2 separate regions of the Mus musculus genome follow, and region 2 is linked to region 1. The links are chromatin contacts, found by Hi-C or POLR2A ChIA-PET in ENCODE. All regions are on one chromosome and are shown on one strand. The core of a region is the stretch at or near the end of the contact, and the rest is flanking DNA. Distances in the headings are between cores, read along the strand shown.

Region 1 (7,499 bases), core at 1,410-3,909:
GCTTGCAGTCTCATGAGAAACAACTGACACTATGTGGTACCCACAAAAAGGGTCTCAGGTCTCAGGGATGAACCAGTGTGGCCGTGAGCCAAACTATGCAAATGGCCTCATACGGAAAACAGTGTCCTGTAGACAAATGTATGTTACGAGACCAAAGTGAGGACAGTCCTGTCCAACAACGGACAATATGGCTTATACAAGGTCACCCACCCAGACCAGGTCTCACTCAGTAGCACTGTCTGCTCGACCTGCTGGGCTGAGGCCATCCCTGGTCTTAGTTTGGAGGCTAACCCTTTTCCTAGAGAACCCAACCTACCCCTGCCCCTCCCCCAACACACACATTCCTTCCTTTCCGTTGCTTAGGAGCCTTGGGATTGCCTGCCTGGGCCAGGGCAGCTGTGCAGGCTCTCTGGCCTGTGATGTGTGTGTGTGTGTGTGTGTGTGTGTGTGTGTAGGAGAGAGCTAGCAAGAGCCTCATAACCTCTGGGAGATCAGAGCAGTACAGAAAGTGGGAGTGGGGGGGGGGTTCCACCAAATGCTAGGGCTGTGCTGCCACAGTAGGGTGTCTATCTTAATGCCCAGGGCTCTGTAAGGAGCTGAACACACCATTACTCATCCAGCCACAGCAGTACCCCTTCATTCCTGTCTCCCTCTGGCCCCAGGATCAGCCAGCAGTGCAGAAAGCCTCAAATAGAGGTACCCAGCGGGGCACCCCAGCACCAGACCCTGGATGCCTCTTCAAAGCACATCCAGGAGGTGGAATGAGGTGCCCAAGGTCATGTTCAGCAGTATGGGAGGCAGCTTTCACTGCATTTCCTTCAGGTTAGGGCACCTCATCCTCCCCGAGGCAGGAGTTACAGTTCAACCTGAACTGCCACTAGTCCCACCAGAGTGCCCCAGGGGAGGGTCACACCACCTGCTGGGGGGATCAGCCTTTCTGAGGGGTGTGCCTGCAGCTGCCACAGAGGAATGACACTGGAATGTCCCAACTCCAAAAATGGGGACAGCCTGAGAGGCGATGGGGGCAGCTGGCATACCCTACCCCCTGGACAGAATTATCCACATTTTGCTCTATGTCCAGTGCTTCAGTGTTTCTGAGCTCTTCTATTTCACAATGTCACATCGTCTCCACACTAGTCGGTGGAGCACGGCATAAAGGACCCTATCTACACATAGGGAAACTGAGGCTTGAAAGAAGGAATCACACGCTGAAAGAAGACTCCGCTTTGAGGACCAATCTGGATTCCCACAGTAAAGCCCTCTATACTACACCCAGCTGTCCCAGCTAGGGGTCACCTTCCACTAGTATACTCTGCTGTCTACGTAGCCTGCCCAGCCCCCCATGCTTGTTTCTCCCAAGGGCAAGGTTGAGAGGGATGGAACTTAACCCCCCTCCCAGAGATCCCTCCTGCCCGCCCTGGGGAAAGAGGTAAGAAGAAGAAATAGTGGAAGTGGCGCAGGTTTAGGGACTCTTGAGCTCAGGAAACTGCTAGAGGCGGTGTCGGGAACTAGCTGGTCGCTTTCATTCAGTCTTGCACATACACACCCACACGCAGCCAGTCGGCAGAGAAGCCCTGCTTGTGAGAGCCTGGGAGGAGGCTCATCTCTAGGTCCAGGAGGGCCTCCCGCCTCTGCTCCCGCCCAAGGACAACCATTCCCAATCTGTATCTTTGGGTTGGGTATGTCCCAAGCTCCCATCTTAATACTGAGATACCTTAAGAGTCCTGGTCCTTACTTTTGTCAAAGGCTAAAGTCAGGACTGGAACAGAGTCCCAGACCTTGGGACGTCCCCTGTTCGCAGGTCCCCAGGTGAGGACCAGACACAGTAGGGGGCTGAGGCAGGAAGAGGGTACCCTGAGGGTGAGGGCAGGTGAGTGGTGTCCCCGGGAAGGCGGCAGAGAAGACAGGTTGGACATCCCGGTGGAACTGCGCCCAGGAAGGCTGTGGAGGAAGCAAGGGATCCCAGAACTACCGGAGGCCCTCCTAGCTACCCAGGGGGCGGGGTGGGGTGCACGTCTCCCGCCCGCCGTCTGTGGGGCCTGCTTAGAGCTGGTGCAGGGGGCGGAGGCCGAGGTCAGACTCCTGCGCCAAGGGCGCCTGCCCCTCCTAGCTGCGGCGTGGGGATCGGGGCGATGCTCCACGGAAAATGCATTTACAGGTCAGCCTCGTGCGCGGGAGCAGAGGACACCGGGGCGCGCACAGCATCCTGCCAACCCCCGCCGGGTGTCCGAGAACGACCTCAGCGACCCGCCCTACCCACTTACCATGCTGGCTCCGTGAATCCTAGGGCGCGCTGCAGTCCCCAGCTCGGTCTCGAACCTTTCTCTTCCCAGGCTCTTCGGGAACGCGCGGGAGCCGGATCGGCGGGCAAAGGACGCACTGGGCGACACTCGTCCGCTGGCCCCAGAGACGGAGGGAAAACCCGGCCTGACTCACCCGCGCGGCGCGAGCCCCAGCGCCCAGCCCGGCCCCCGGATGTGGGGGGCGGGAACCGGCACCGCCCCCGAGCGACCTGAGCCCCGCCCGGGCTCGCGGGTGCTGCGGGGCCGGGACCCCACCGCTAGCCGCGCATGGTGCAGCGGCCACCGCGATGCGTGCTCGTTCGCTCGCTCACGTGCAGCAGCTCTGCAGACCCCAGCCCGGACGAGGCTCTAGAGCGCGCGCCGCACTGCTTGCTGCTCCTCCTTCTCCTCCTCCTCCAACTCGGGCCTCGCCCGCCTCACCCGGTTTCCTTCCAGAACCAGCTTCCAAACTGGCTTGCTGGGATGGGTTGGTCAGGTCTCTGCCGCCTCTTTCTCAGGTAAGCGCCACTTTCCTCGTTTGAGAATAAACCCAAGACGCGCTCTAAGAGCCGAAGAGGTGTAGTAGGCGTCTACAGTAGTTAGCCGCTGGACTTTTATTTTGGAGGGAGGTTGATTTACCTGTGCAGCCTTCTAGGGGCGGCAGGTTCAGATGCCTTTAGGGGCCAGACTGATAGTGTAAATGAGTCATATGGGTTGGGTAAGCCAGTAGCGGGGACGGAAACCGAAGGCTGGACACTCAGACACGTTCAAGAGTAAGAAGTTGGAACACCTTTTCTTCCTTAAAAAGTTAAACATAGATGTGGGGTGGGGTGGGGTGGGGTGGGGTGGGGTGGTAAGGGTTGTGTATGGAGAGATGGTTCAGTGGTTAAGAGTACTTGCTGCTCTAGCAGAGGACCCGGTTTTGGTTCCCAGCAACCACGTGGTTGCTCACAATCCTTTGCAGCTCCAGTTCCAGGGTATGGAACGCCCCCCCCCTCACCCCCACCCCCGGCCCCTGGGGGCATTACTCGCACTGGGTGCACATTTACTCACGCTGGCACATACACGTAATTTTGTTGTTGTTGTTTTTAAGATAAAAAAAAAAAACCAAACCAGTAAGTTAAACAGATTCATGATAGCATTTCCACTCCTGGGTATATGACTAAAGAAATCAGGTATGCCAACAAGTGCTTGCACTCAGATGATCATAGCAATCCTGTGTATAACAGTCAAAAGAAGGACACAGGTCAAACCCTCCAGCAATTAGTGAAAGGATAAACAGTGTGGTCCAACCATACAGTGGAATATTACTTACCACAGAAAAGGCATAGTGCCATTTCATGCTACAACTCAAACCTCTAACAAGTGATGGTAAGTCAAAGAAACCCAGCAGAGACCATGTGTGAACCTTTATGGACAGAATGCAGGCTAGTGCTAGAAGCCACAGGGAGGGAGAAATGAGGATGATCCTTGCAAGTTATCGGGTTTTGTCCTGGAATCAGGTGGTGGTGACAGCACTTTCCTTTTACATTGTCTTACAGAGGGCTGGGGTGTGACTCAGTAGGAGAGCATTCTCTCAGAGGCTGCTTGAGGCCCTGGGTTCAATTCCCAGTACCTTAAGTTAAAATGGATAATTTTGTATCAGGCAAGTCAACTTCATTTAAACAACAAAACATTACTGTGGCCCAGCAGGTACCGATTTGCCGCCTCTGTTTTCTATTTCTACCGTAGTCAAATGTTAACAATGGATTTTTCTCTTTAAGAAACCTCATTCACAGCACTTGGTATCTCAGTCATGCAGGGACTGCAGGTATATGGGGGAGCGGGGTTGCCTGAGACAGATGAACATTGACCATAAGAGCACACGTATGGTCTTGGGGACCTGAGGAAATGCCTCTCTGGGCAAGTAGCCTGACAGAAGCCCAGAATTCAAATGTTTCCTCAGGGAGGTGTATTCATGGTTCTGAGGCCCAGAGCTGGAGAAATCTGGACATGTTCAGATGTAGAGGAGCTCTGAAGGGAGGCCAGGGCCTGGAGAGTTCCCCAAAGGTGGCACACAGGTGTTGTCCCAGAACTGCCTCATGGATCATCCTGCAGAGCCTCTGCAATACAGACACAAGAATAACAGCAACAATAATAATTACCAAGTATTTGTGGAGTTAGGGCATTTGTAATCCCAGTATTTAGAGTTTAGAAAAATAGGAAGATCAGACTGGAGAGAGGCTCAGCCGTAAAGAGCACTGACTGCTCTTCCAGAGGTCCTGAGTTCAATTCCCAGCAACCACAGGGTGGCTCACAACCATCTGTAATGGGACATCTGATGCCCTCTTCTGGCATGTCTGACAGCTACAGTGTACTCATATAAATTGAGAGAGAGAGAGAGAGAGAGAGAGAGAAGGGAAATCAGGAGTTTATCTGAGAGAGAGAGAGAGAGAGAGAGAGAGAGAGAGAGAGAGAGAGAGAGAGAAGGGAAATCAGGAGTTTATCTGTCTGGCTAAGGAGAAGGTTGCACAAGGCTGGACTATGCACTGTGCTGTGCACACAAGTCTTGCTTGCCAACAGAAGCGGGGAGGATGGGTTATGGGCACCCAGGCAAAAGAGGTGAGAACATTCTTGAGGAGAAAAAAGTCAAAACTAATTCTAAATCCTTTTATTCTGTGTGTATTGATGTTTTGCCTACACGTATGCCTGGGTGAAGGTGTCCGATCTTGGAGTTATAGTTGTGAGCTACCATGTGTGTGCTGGAAGAGTAAGCAGTGTTCCTAACCACTGAGCCATCTCTCCAGCCCCCTAAATTCTTTTTTGTTTGTTTGTTTGTTTGAAACAGTCTCTTGTAGGGCAGGCTGTCCTTGAACTCATTTGGTAGCAGAGGATGGCTTTGAACTCCTGATCTTCCTGCTTTCCATACTCTAAATACTGGGATTACAAATTCCCTAGCTCTGTAAATACTTAGCAATGATTACTGCTGTTGTTATTCTTGGTGTGTGTATGTGTGTGTGTTTGTTGTTGTATGTTGACGTGTATGCATTTGCGTGCAGGTGGAGGACAGTGGACGGTTTGTGGAGTCTGTTTCTCTCTCTCTACCTTTACATGGCTTCGGAGGATCAAGCTCAGGTCCTCGGGCTTGTACAGCAAAGACTTCGCCCAGCGAACCATTTCAGCTGCCCCATCTCTAAGTGAGTCAGGTTCAGTGACACCCAAGGCCACCTCCCTCCCCTTCCTGGATCCCCTTCTATGTTTGCAAATGCAGTGACTTATCCAGGTTCTGGTTTCCTCCTTCTTCCCTCCCCCTCCAGTGTTCTTTCCCTTTACCAGGCTATCAGAAGAGAGGGATGGTGGCTGTATCCCGGGCATCCCAGCAGGAAGGACTGGGTTAGAGGCTCCTGGCTGAACAGAACACTCAGAACTGGCATTTCAGGTAAGGATCCTGGCTGGGATGCAGATCTGAGGGGCTAGAGTGGAGGGAGAGAGCCTGCTGCTAACCTCTCAACAAAGATGTCATTCAGGGAAGCAAGGGGACATCAGGAGGCAGGCTACTTGTCCCCATCCTTTGCACAGGCTGGGGACTCCACAGACTGCTAAGACAACTGTCCTGCCCCTAGGGAGGAGCTGGCCCGACAAATACTGCCTGGCTTTTGAGCCTTTGCGTATTGTTACTCTTTGTGTGTGTGTGTGTGTGTGTGTGTGTGTGTGTGTGTGTGTGTGTGTGTGTGTATTGTTACTCTTGTTACCTTGATAGGAAATGGCAAGGCAGGTAGGACCAGCTGACCCTGTAGAGAAGTAGGTGGAGACACCATCCAGTGCCTTCTCTTCCCCTACCCCCCTTATGCCTTCCTCTGTGTCAACAAGGCATGGGACATGCCACTGGACTCTTGGATGTCCTTGGTTCAGCTTTCTCTGATAAAAAAGTTGGGGGGCGTCCAGTGGGGGGCACATGATCTACCACCCCCAAAGTACACCTCAGAGCTAGAGGGCCTGAAAGGGTCTGCCTTTCTGAGGTCTTAGAGAGAAGGTGGGCTGGACAGAGTTGGGGATCAGAGGCCATCAAGAGGTCAGGCTGCTTCCCTCCCATCGCAGGCTCGCCTCACAACATGAACGAGACTAGATTCGTGCAGGCAGCTGGCCTCAAGGAGGGGGTGTACCCACTGAACTGTCTGCCTCTTGAGTTCATCATGCAGACACGCATACGTGAGTATCTTGTCCCCACATTTGACAGAACTATGGATTTGACATGCAAGCCATGTGGTTCCAATGCCAAGGAGTGAGGCACTTGGGGCACCAGGCCAGGGCTGAAGTGAAACCAGATTCCCTGGGTGTACCTATTTCCTGAATTGGCTACCCTGGGACAATTTGATTTCCTTCAGTTATCTGTTGCCTGCAAGTGCCCAAGTCAGTAAGGGTCCTAGGGCTACCCATGTTGAATAGGAATTCATCCGCTCTCTGGCTGTCACCCCTGGCCCCGTCACCTCTCCTCTTGACAGTTGCAACAGCCTTCCTAGGCTCCTCTCCAACCTGCCTGAGAGGAAACTTATAGCGCACACATTTGTCTCCAGCCATCTGAAGCCTGTGTTGTAGAGTCTCAGGCCCAAGACTGGCCCTGCCACCCCCTCAGGCTTAGACACAGCTACTGCCTCCGGGCCACCTACATCTTGGGGGCTGTCTCAGCCTCCTCCTTGTAACTGGCTGGTTTGGGGGTGACCCACCATCTTCAGAGTCCATCTTCCCACCCTCAACATAAAATTGATCACAGTGTTGCCACTCTCAGCCTCTTCCCTGCCAGTGGCTCTTTCACCATGCACCCTTATCACTGGGTCACTTGTCCTGTCTTGTCACTCCCAGAAAATAACAAGCCCTGAGCACATAGGTGCCCAGTACAGATTCTCCCAAGGTCTTGAAGGAGTTTTGGAAACGCCATCCTAACACAGTACGCTTGACTATGCTGGCTCCTTTGAATTGAGGCCTGGGGACAGGAAGCAGGAGAGCCTTTACCCAGTGAACAGTCTGGGCAGCTCTCGTTTTAGTTTTTAACACCGGGTCTTGCTCTCTAGCCTAGATTAATCTGGAAGTCATAATCCTGCCTCTGCTTCTATAGTGCTGAGATTACAGATCAGATGTGCCCCCACCATGTCTAGCTTCTGTAAAGATCAAGACAATGTTTAATCTCTATGGAGCTCCTCCGTTCACCTTCCCAAAATTTGTCGCTTAGCCATCCTTCCA
Region 2 (7,499 bases), core at 1,707-4,206, 38 kb after region 1:
TGAACTTTTCTTTCGAATGCACTCGATCGAATAGGAGAATTGGGTTCATAAAAGGGATTCATGGCAAATTTGATGTATAAGTCGTAGACGTCAGTGAAGAAGTTCTTGATGCCATCCTCGTGCCTCACGTCATGCAGCATGATGAGCCGCATGTGCCCAGCCGTGACGAACGCCGAGACGAACCACTCATTGAATTTGTCCACAGTTTTTAAGTACATGTTGTTGGAGAGCCACATGTTTTCGTCGACGAGGTCCAGAGCAGCATGAGCTATGAACTGGTTCAGATGACGGTGTTCATCTTTAGATTCTGCTTTCCCAGCTGGCAAAAATTCCATTTCAAAAACCGGATTATCATGGTGGCCAACAATTACGAAGTAGAAGCTCCCAGACATTGTCTTCTGTCTATATGTGGCTCCTAGAGTCAGACACCAGCAAATGAACCCCAAGTCAGTTCATGAAATTCTTATTTTTGAGACAGGGTCTCACTCTGTAGCCCAGGTTAGCCTTGAAACCCAATCCTTTCTACCTTAGTCTCATAACTGCTGGTATTACAGGCATTAGCCACCACACCTAGCTATATTTATTAACATTTTACCCCTCCCCACTGATTTAAAATGATAGAGCTACCATACACTAAATTTGCATTCATATTTCCCACATCTTTGGGTTTTTTTTTTGGTCCTATTTATGAAATAAAGGGAAAGCTGCTTAGCATCTGGATAATTTCGATAGGTTCAGAAAATGAACCTGGCAAAAACCTACCATCTTTCCATTGATTGAAAAAAAATAATACAAAAAGAGGGAATCCCCCCTCCACACACACACACACACAGGGTTTGAGAGGGAATTTCTTAAACTGAAAAAAAAAAAAAAAAAAGGACATCACCATCAACAAATCCAAAATACTTTTTACAGTTACTGTCAAAGACTACCAGGGCAGTGGTAGCTTACACCCGATCCCAGCACTGGGAGAGACTGGGGCAGGAAGACTCTCAGGGATTTGCGGCCACCACCTGGGCTACATAGTGAGTTTCAGCCAGCCTGGGCTAAAGTCTGAGATGCTGTCTTTAAAAACAAAACAACAACATCCTACAAACTAAAAGCTTTTTTCTTAAAACCAGAAACAAGGAAAGATCACAACTCCATCCTTTGGCTAAAGTTTAGGAATGCAGAAAGTATACCTCCCTTCTACCACTTCTATTGAGTACTTTACTGGAGATAGCAGGCAGGGAAACAAAGTTAATGGGAAGAATTAAAAAAAAAAAATCACTACATTGGGGGGTGGGGACAGCCCCAGCACCAGGGAGGCAGAGGCAGGCAAGTTCCTGTGCGTTCAAGGCCAGTCTGGTCTACAGATCTAGTTCCAGGACAGCCAGGGATACACAGAAAAACTGTTTCAAAAGCTAAACCAAAACAAAGAAATAAAAAGCATTTGGACTATGAAGTCCAAACTATTTGAAGATGATATAATCTTATACATAAAATGTCCTATGGAACCATGTAAGGGCAGACTTAGCAAGGCAACAGGAAACAAGATCAATAGAGAAACAAATGGGTTTCTATAGACCAGCAGCTAGTTCCAGAGTGATAAAAAAAAAAAAAAAAAAAACAAAAACCAAAAACCAAAAAACCCAGGATAAGGGACTATCGTTTAAGAGACACGTCATAAAATAAAAACTATAGCTTTAGGAATTTAATCAAGGCTTTCAGTGGAGGTCTTGGTGGTTAAGATCATTGGTTGCTCTTTCAGAGGACCTAAGTTTCCACTAAAAATTTCCGAAGAATTAAAGAATCTCACCTATTCTTGAAAACAAGTAAATAATGGCTGCTGGTTCAGGGGACTCGTTTTTCCTCATTGGTGTATCCACCATTAAATTGTGTATGCTCCATAAATAAACCCCTACCCATAAATACCCAAGTTAAACTCAGTGGGTACACACGCATGCTCAGTCCAGAACTCAGTAGGCAGAGGCTAGAGGATCTGTGAGTTCAAAGCTAGCTTGTTCTGCAAAGCAAGTTCCAGGACAGTCAGGGCTACAGAAAGAGACTCTGTCACAAGAAGAAAGAAGACAGGAGGAGGAGGAGGAGATGATCAACTTCACAAAGTTGTCCTCTCTTACACATGTACCATATAGCAAGCAGGCACTCCCATGATGTGTCACATACATCCACAATAATAATAATTTTAAAAAATGTATAGATATGAAAATAGAAGGGAAAGGGGGTTCAGTGGGTGTGGGATGAGAGGGTGACAAGGGCTGAAAACCACATTAAAACACATGGATGAACCTGCCAAAGGATAACTAAAGATACTAGGATGGACTGTCATCCTTGCTTTGGGGCTATTAAAGATGGCGATACATCTATTTACCCACAGATTCATTTACAACACGATGACAGAGTCCATTAAATAAACCCGTACATTTTGCTATTTTATTTTGTTATTAACCTTTTTTAAAAAATAAAATAAAAGGTCTTATGAAGCCCAGACTGGCCTACAAGTATCAGAAAATGGCTTGAATTCCTTACCCTAGCTCCCCCTTTCCAGTGCTGCGATTATCTTACACTGCCCCTCTTTAACTGTTTATTTCTGGTGCTGGGGACCAAATCCCAAACCTCCAGGTGCTAGGCAAGGGCTCTGCCCCTGAGCCACAAATCCCAAGGAAAACTCAAAGTACGCACCCACGAAAGTGACTGAACTGTATGTGCCCAGCCTCCCTGGACGGCCCCCACTTTCCCAGTCTCTAGCTCCCGACTTTTTGCTTTGGGCAGGGTCTTGCTGTCCTACAGCACTTGAGGCAATCCCTCCGGGCTCCTGAGCGCTGGGATCACAGGCGAGTGCGGGATTTTGACAACTATAAATACCTCACCTAAGCCGACTTCCCTCTAGTTCAGGGGCAGACAAGCTCAAAGAGGAAAGCAGGTCAGCCGGCCATCACACACACTCAACGTCCACCCCGCGGGGTAGCTCCGCCCACCGACTAGCCGAGACTGCTCACTGCGCATGCGTACATGTTCCCGCCTCTCCGGGAAGGACTGAGCGGCCTGCGCCGGCTGCCGACCTGACGCAAGTGACGGAAGACTGAGCATGCTCAGTAACGCGCTAAGCCCGTCCCCAGCCCCGGTCCGGCCGCCATCTTGGATCAGGGCAGCTCAGTCGACCGGGCATGCGCACATGCGTCTCTGAGCAAGGCTGCGCTAAGGGTTTTGTCCGCCATCTTGGGTCAAGGCCTCATGGGACGTCGGGGTCCCCGCGGGCCTCCTCTGGCTCTTAGAGCAATCCTTGCCTTCACCGCACGCGTACTTGCTTATGTTGTCACTGACGTTCGCCTGGAGGTGTAGAGACCGGAAGCCTGGCGGGAGATGTGGACCAGACTGCCAAGTGAGGCGGAGCTTTTAACTACAAGAATGCCAGAAAGCAAAATGGAGGTTGCAGCACCGGGCGCTTGTGTCCAGACGGTGCTGGCCGTATGCGTGGGCGGAAATGCGTAATGGGAGGGTGGTTTAGGGCGCAAATCACTGGTGTTAGGTGCTGTTAATCATCAAGGACTCTGCTCTTTCAAGTGTATGTCTGCATTGTTCACAGGTTTTCCTTATGTGTTTATTATAGTGAGACTTATCTAGCGTTGGCGTCCTGAATTCCTTCTTCCCTTAAACAGACATTTCGAAGCTACTTTGGCTAAAAATCATTGACTTCTCTCTGGGGCCACAGAGTGACTAAAGATAAAGTTTGGCATTTCTGTTTTCGTTTTGTGTTTGCTAGAAACATAAACAAAGCGAAGTAGCTCTACAAGGCACGTTCTATTTGTAAAAAAGGTGTTTCAGGATCAAAATCATGGTGTCTTTTCCCCAGTGGCTGGGGTCCGACCTTCATGCTTGGCTAGTTCTGAAAGAATAAGCTTAGAGGAATGGAGTTAAAGGTCTGTATTCCAGGCAGCAGGGAATTCAGGAGGGAGAAAGGATGCATGAGGTTTATAAACAAAACTTTACTAGGTGGAGAAGATGTTTGTTTGTTTGTTTGTTTGTTTGAGTGAAGCAGCTTTCTTTTATTGGCGGTAGTGAAGAAAATTTTTGGAATATTGGCCAATGGCAGACTACCTACCTACCTTTGATAGATAAATAACAAAACTGATTTCTTACATCTCCTTTGCTTTGGTCAGGTACCTGCCCACTTCTACATAAGCAGCATGTTTATCCATCCATTTCATCTCCCTTCAAAATTGAAGGCACAAAAAAGTCATTGTCCTAAACCTCTGGTCATCTTGATAGGAATGGGAGTTAGGGAGGAAGGGAATAAAAGTGTCTGCTACAAGAAGTCTCCAGTTATCATTTGAGCCGTAGAAATATGAACATGTTTGTTTTGTGTAGCAGCTCACAAATTTCCATTACTGAGGCTGACTGCTTTCCTGACTTCCAATTAAGGAAACTAAGTCAGTGTGTGCATATTTATGTGTTAGAACACTTTTTGGCTTTGTATACATGTGTAGAGGCCAGAAGTTAAAGTCGTGTGTCAACCTTATCACTCTTTGCTTTGCTTTTTGAGACAGTCTCCTGAGTAGCCTTGACTGGCTTTAAACTTATGCCTAGCTTGAGGATCTTACAGAACGTTCTAAAAATAAGTGTGTTTGAGATGCTCAGAAATAAGTGGATTATATGCATTAAAAACACATTGAGCTGGGTGGTGGTGGTACATGCCTTTAATCCCAGCACTCGAGGCAGACACAGTTGGATTTTGAGTTCAAGGCCACCTGACCTACAGAGTAAGTTCCAGAATAGCCAGGGCTACAGAGAGAAACCATCTTGAAAAAACAAAACAACATCAACAAAAATCTTGAGCAATATAAAACGTGAATTAAAAACATAAGGCTAGGGGCTGGTGAGATGGCTCAGTGGGTAAGAGCACCCGACTGCTCTTCCGAAGGTCTGGAGTTCAAATCCCAGCAACCACATGGTGGCTCACAACCATCCGTAATGAGATCTGGCGCCCTCTTCTGGAGTGTCTGAAGACAGCTACAGTGTACTTACATATAATAAATAAATAAATCTTTAAAAAAAAAAAAAAAAAACATAAGGCTATTAAAATCAATCTTGGAAATAGAAAATATATGGCCATACAAGTATAAAATCAAGAATAAAGTCCAGTTTAGGCAAAGACAAGAATGAAAGAAAACAGTGCTAAGTATGGTGGCTCATACCTTAAATCCCAGCACTCAGAAGGGAGAGGCGGGTGAGTCTCTGTGAGTTCAAAGCTAGCCTGGTCTACAAAGTGAGTTCCAGGCTAGCCAAGGCTACATAGTAAGACCCTGTTTTTCTTCTTTTTTTGTTTTTAAACTTTTTTTTAAAAAAGGTGTACTCACATGTATGTGAGTACACCTTTGCTGTCTTCAGACACATCAAAAGAGGGCATCAGATCCCATTACAGATGGTTGTGAGCCACCATTGCTGGGAATTGAACTCAGGACCTCTGCAAGAACAGTCAGTATTCTTCTTAACTGCTAAGCCATCTCTCCAGCCCAAGACCCTGTCTTAAAACAACAACAAGAGAAGAGAAGAGAAGAGAAGAGAAGAGAAGAGAAGAGAAGAGAAAAGGGTTGTAATAGAAACTCTGAGGGTAAAAGGGTTTGATAAGAGAAGCAAATACCTGTTGGGTTTTGTGGCAGAGGCTTGGAATCCCAGCACTCTGGTGGCAGAGGCATGAGTTTGAGGTCTACCTGGACTACATAAGTGAATTGTAAACCAGTCATTGTTGCAGAGAGCTATCTTGTTACTAATGGTTGGGATTGGGTACCTCCAGGTTCTCGGCATCTTGTCCAAATAATCGAAAAATAAGGTCTCACACAATTTTCAAAAGTAGTAAGATAGCTTCAGAGCAAAGCAGTAGCAGCGTTTAGAAAAGAATATGCTGTCAGGCCGGACAAGTGGTGTGCACTGCCCAATCCAAGTGGAGGTCAGGTTGCTTATCTATTCCTGTGCTTGCTTGCCTCAGCCATAGCTCTCAAAACAAGAAATTCCCCAAAACAGAAAAACTACTCGGAAAGAAGATGGCTAGGAACTTCCAGAATTAGAGAACAAGGATCTTCTAATTAGAGTATCACCTGAAGAAAAAGCAAGGTAAACAACAAGCCCAGAGAAATAACACTGTAGAGTATTAAGGATAAAAACCACCAAAGGCTAGGAGACAATCGGCAAACAATAGTTGGGCCTATAGGTTAGTCATCTTTTAAGGCACCAACGTTCAGAAAGCCATCCTGTCCAATCTGGAATCCAAACCTAGCTACCCTTGTGGAGCATCAAGCATTCAGTGTAAGGCTGAAGCTATGGTTTCACAGGGTAGAGTGTTTGCCTAGCTCAAGTGAAGGCCCCTTATGTACTTTTCCAGTACCGTATAAGTCAAGGTGCAGTGGGACACTCTTGTAATTCTAGTACTTAGGAGGTAAAGGCAGGAGGATCAGGTCACAGTTCTGTCCTTGGCTACATAGTCAGTGTGCAGCTAGATGAGGCTATAGGAGAGCTATCCCCAAAACAAACCCGTGTAGAGGCAGGAAGGCCACCAATCTAGACTATCTTCAATAACTAACATTTTCATAAGCTCTTTTGATTAACTTTATTGAATAGCCAAATTTATAAGTTAGCACAGATCAAACATTGTTTGCATGGGTTACAAATGACTTTTTTTTAAAAAAACAGGAATAAAACAGTGAAAATTACAATCTGTAAAAAGGAAGACCAATCTTGTCTCAACATTTCAGGGGAGCAAGACTGAGCACAATACACTGGAGGTCAACATATACTTTTGATTTGAGAACAAGGACTTAATGTTACAATATCATATACACTACTTTACAAAATTAAAATTTCTATGTAACAATTGTGTTTATAATAGTTAAAACTGTGAAATCACATTTGGTGGTCCCCTAGATAATAGCTGTTATGCATCTCTGATTAGAAGAAGTAAATCTTTTATTCTAATTATTGCAAAACAGTCTATTAGACTCAGTATATTACATTAAATTAAAATATATGCAAGCTAAAATAAGTGTTACTGCGTAAGTGAATATTAGTATGTCAGACTTACAGGAACATTATTTTAAAAATTCTAGAAATTAGAAAAATAGAGTACTTTTTATGGTAGAACTGCATGCTCAGATTTATATATCAAGATTGCCCTTGTCTGTTACTTTAGTAGTTGTAGATCTGTAGAAAATTCAAGGATCTTTCATAATTTACAACTACAATAAAAAAAATATGGCATAGTGTAAATATTAGTTGCTTTACATCAGAAAGTAATACAGGATGGTAGGACGGGTAGTGTCTTACTGCAAAAAAAAAAAAAGTCAAAACTGAAAAACATTCAATATAGCAAAAAAATAATCATATCAATATTCCACAACGGTTCATTCTCTTGTCTGGAGAACAAAGTTGTGAACCCTAATAGTTATGTTTTTATAACTGTTATAAAATTACTCTGGATTGCACATAATATAATATCTAAAATAAAA

The links. A loop is a pair of places that touch in the nucleus more often than their neighbours do. ChIA-PET counts read pairs that join two places held with the same protein, here RNA polymerase II (POLR2A).
Region 2: a map of left cerebral cortex shows a loop between it and region 1 (2.5-fold over the local background). The contact joins the promoter of 0610009B22Rik here to the promoter of N4bp3 in region 1. A Hi-C loop is called at or near these places in 7 of 37 maps with a recorded cell type or tissue (T-helper 1 cell, T-helper 17 cell, T-helper 2 cell and 2 more). POLR2A ChIA-PET finds 5 or more read pairs at or near these places in 4 of 5 experiments (Patski and embryonic stem cell).

The regions. Positions count from the first base shown.
Region 1 is chr11:51,648,414-51,655,912 of GRCm38, forward strand. N4bp3 (NEDD4 binding protein 3) reads right to left here and starts at 2,660. Exons shown (of 5, transcript NM_145974.3): 1 at 2,265-2,660. D930048N14Rik (RIKEN cDNA D930048N14 gene) reads left to right here and starts at 2,541. Exons shown (of 4, transcript NR_027958.1): 1 at 2,541-2,800; 2 at 5,321-5,458; 3 at 5,579-5,700; 4 at 6,360-7,499. Gm30058 (a long non-coding RNA gene) reads right to left here. Exons shown (of 2, transcript XR_388627.1): 2 at 3,677-4,384.
Region 2 is chr11:51,685,678-51,693,176 of GRCm38, forward strand. It overlaps 0610009B22Rik (RIKEN cDNA 0610009B22 gene), which reads right to left and starts at 2,957. Exons shown (of 2, transcript NM_025319.2): 1 at 2,871-2,957; 2 at 1-415. The coding sequence starts at 392. It overlaps Sec24a (Sec24 related gene family, member A (S. cerevisiae)), which reads right to left. Exons shown (of 23, transcript NM_175255.3): 23 at 6,586-7,499.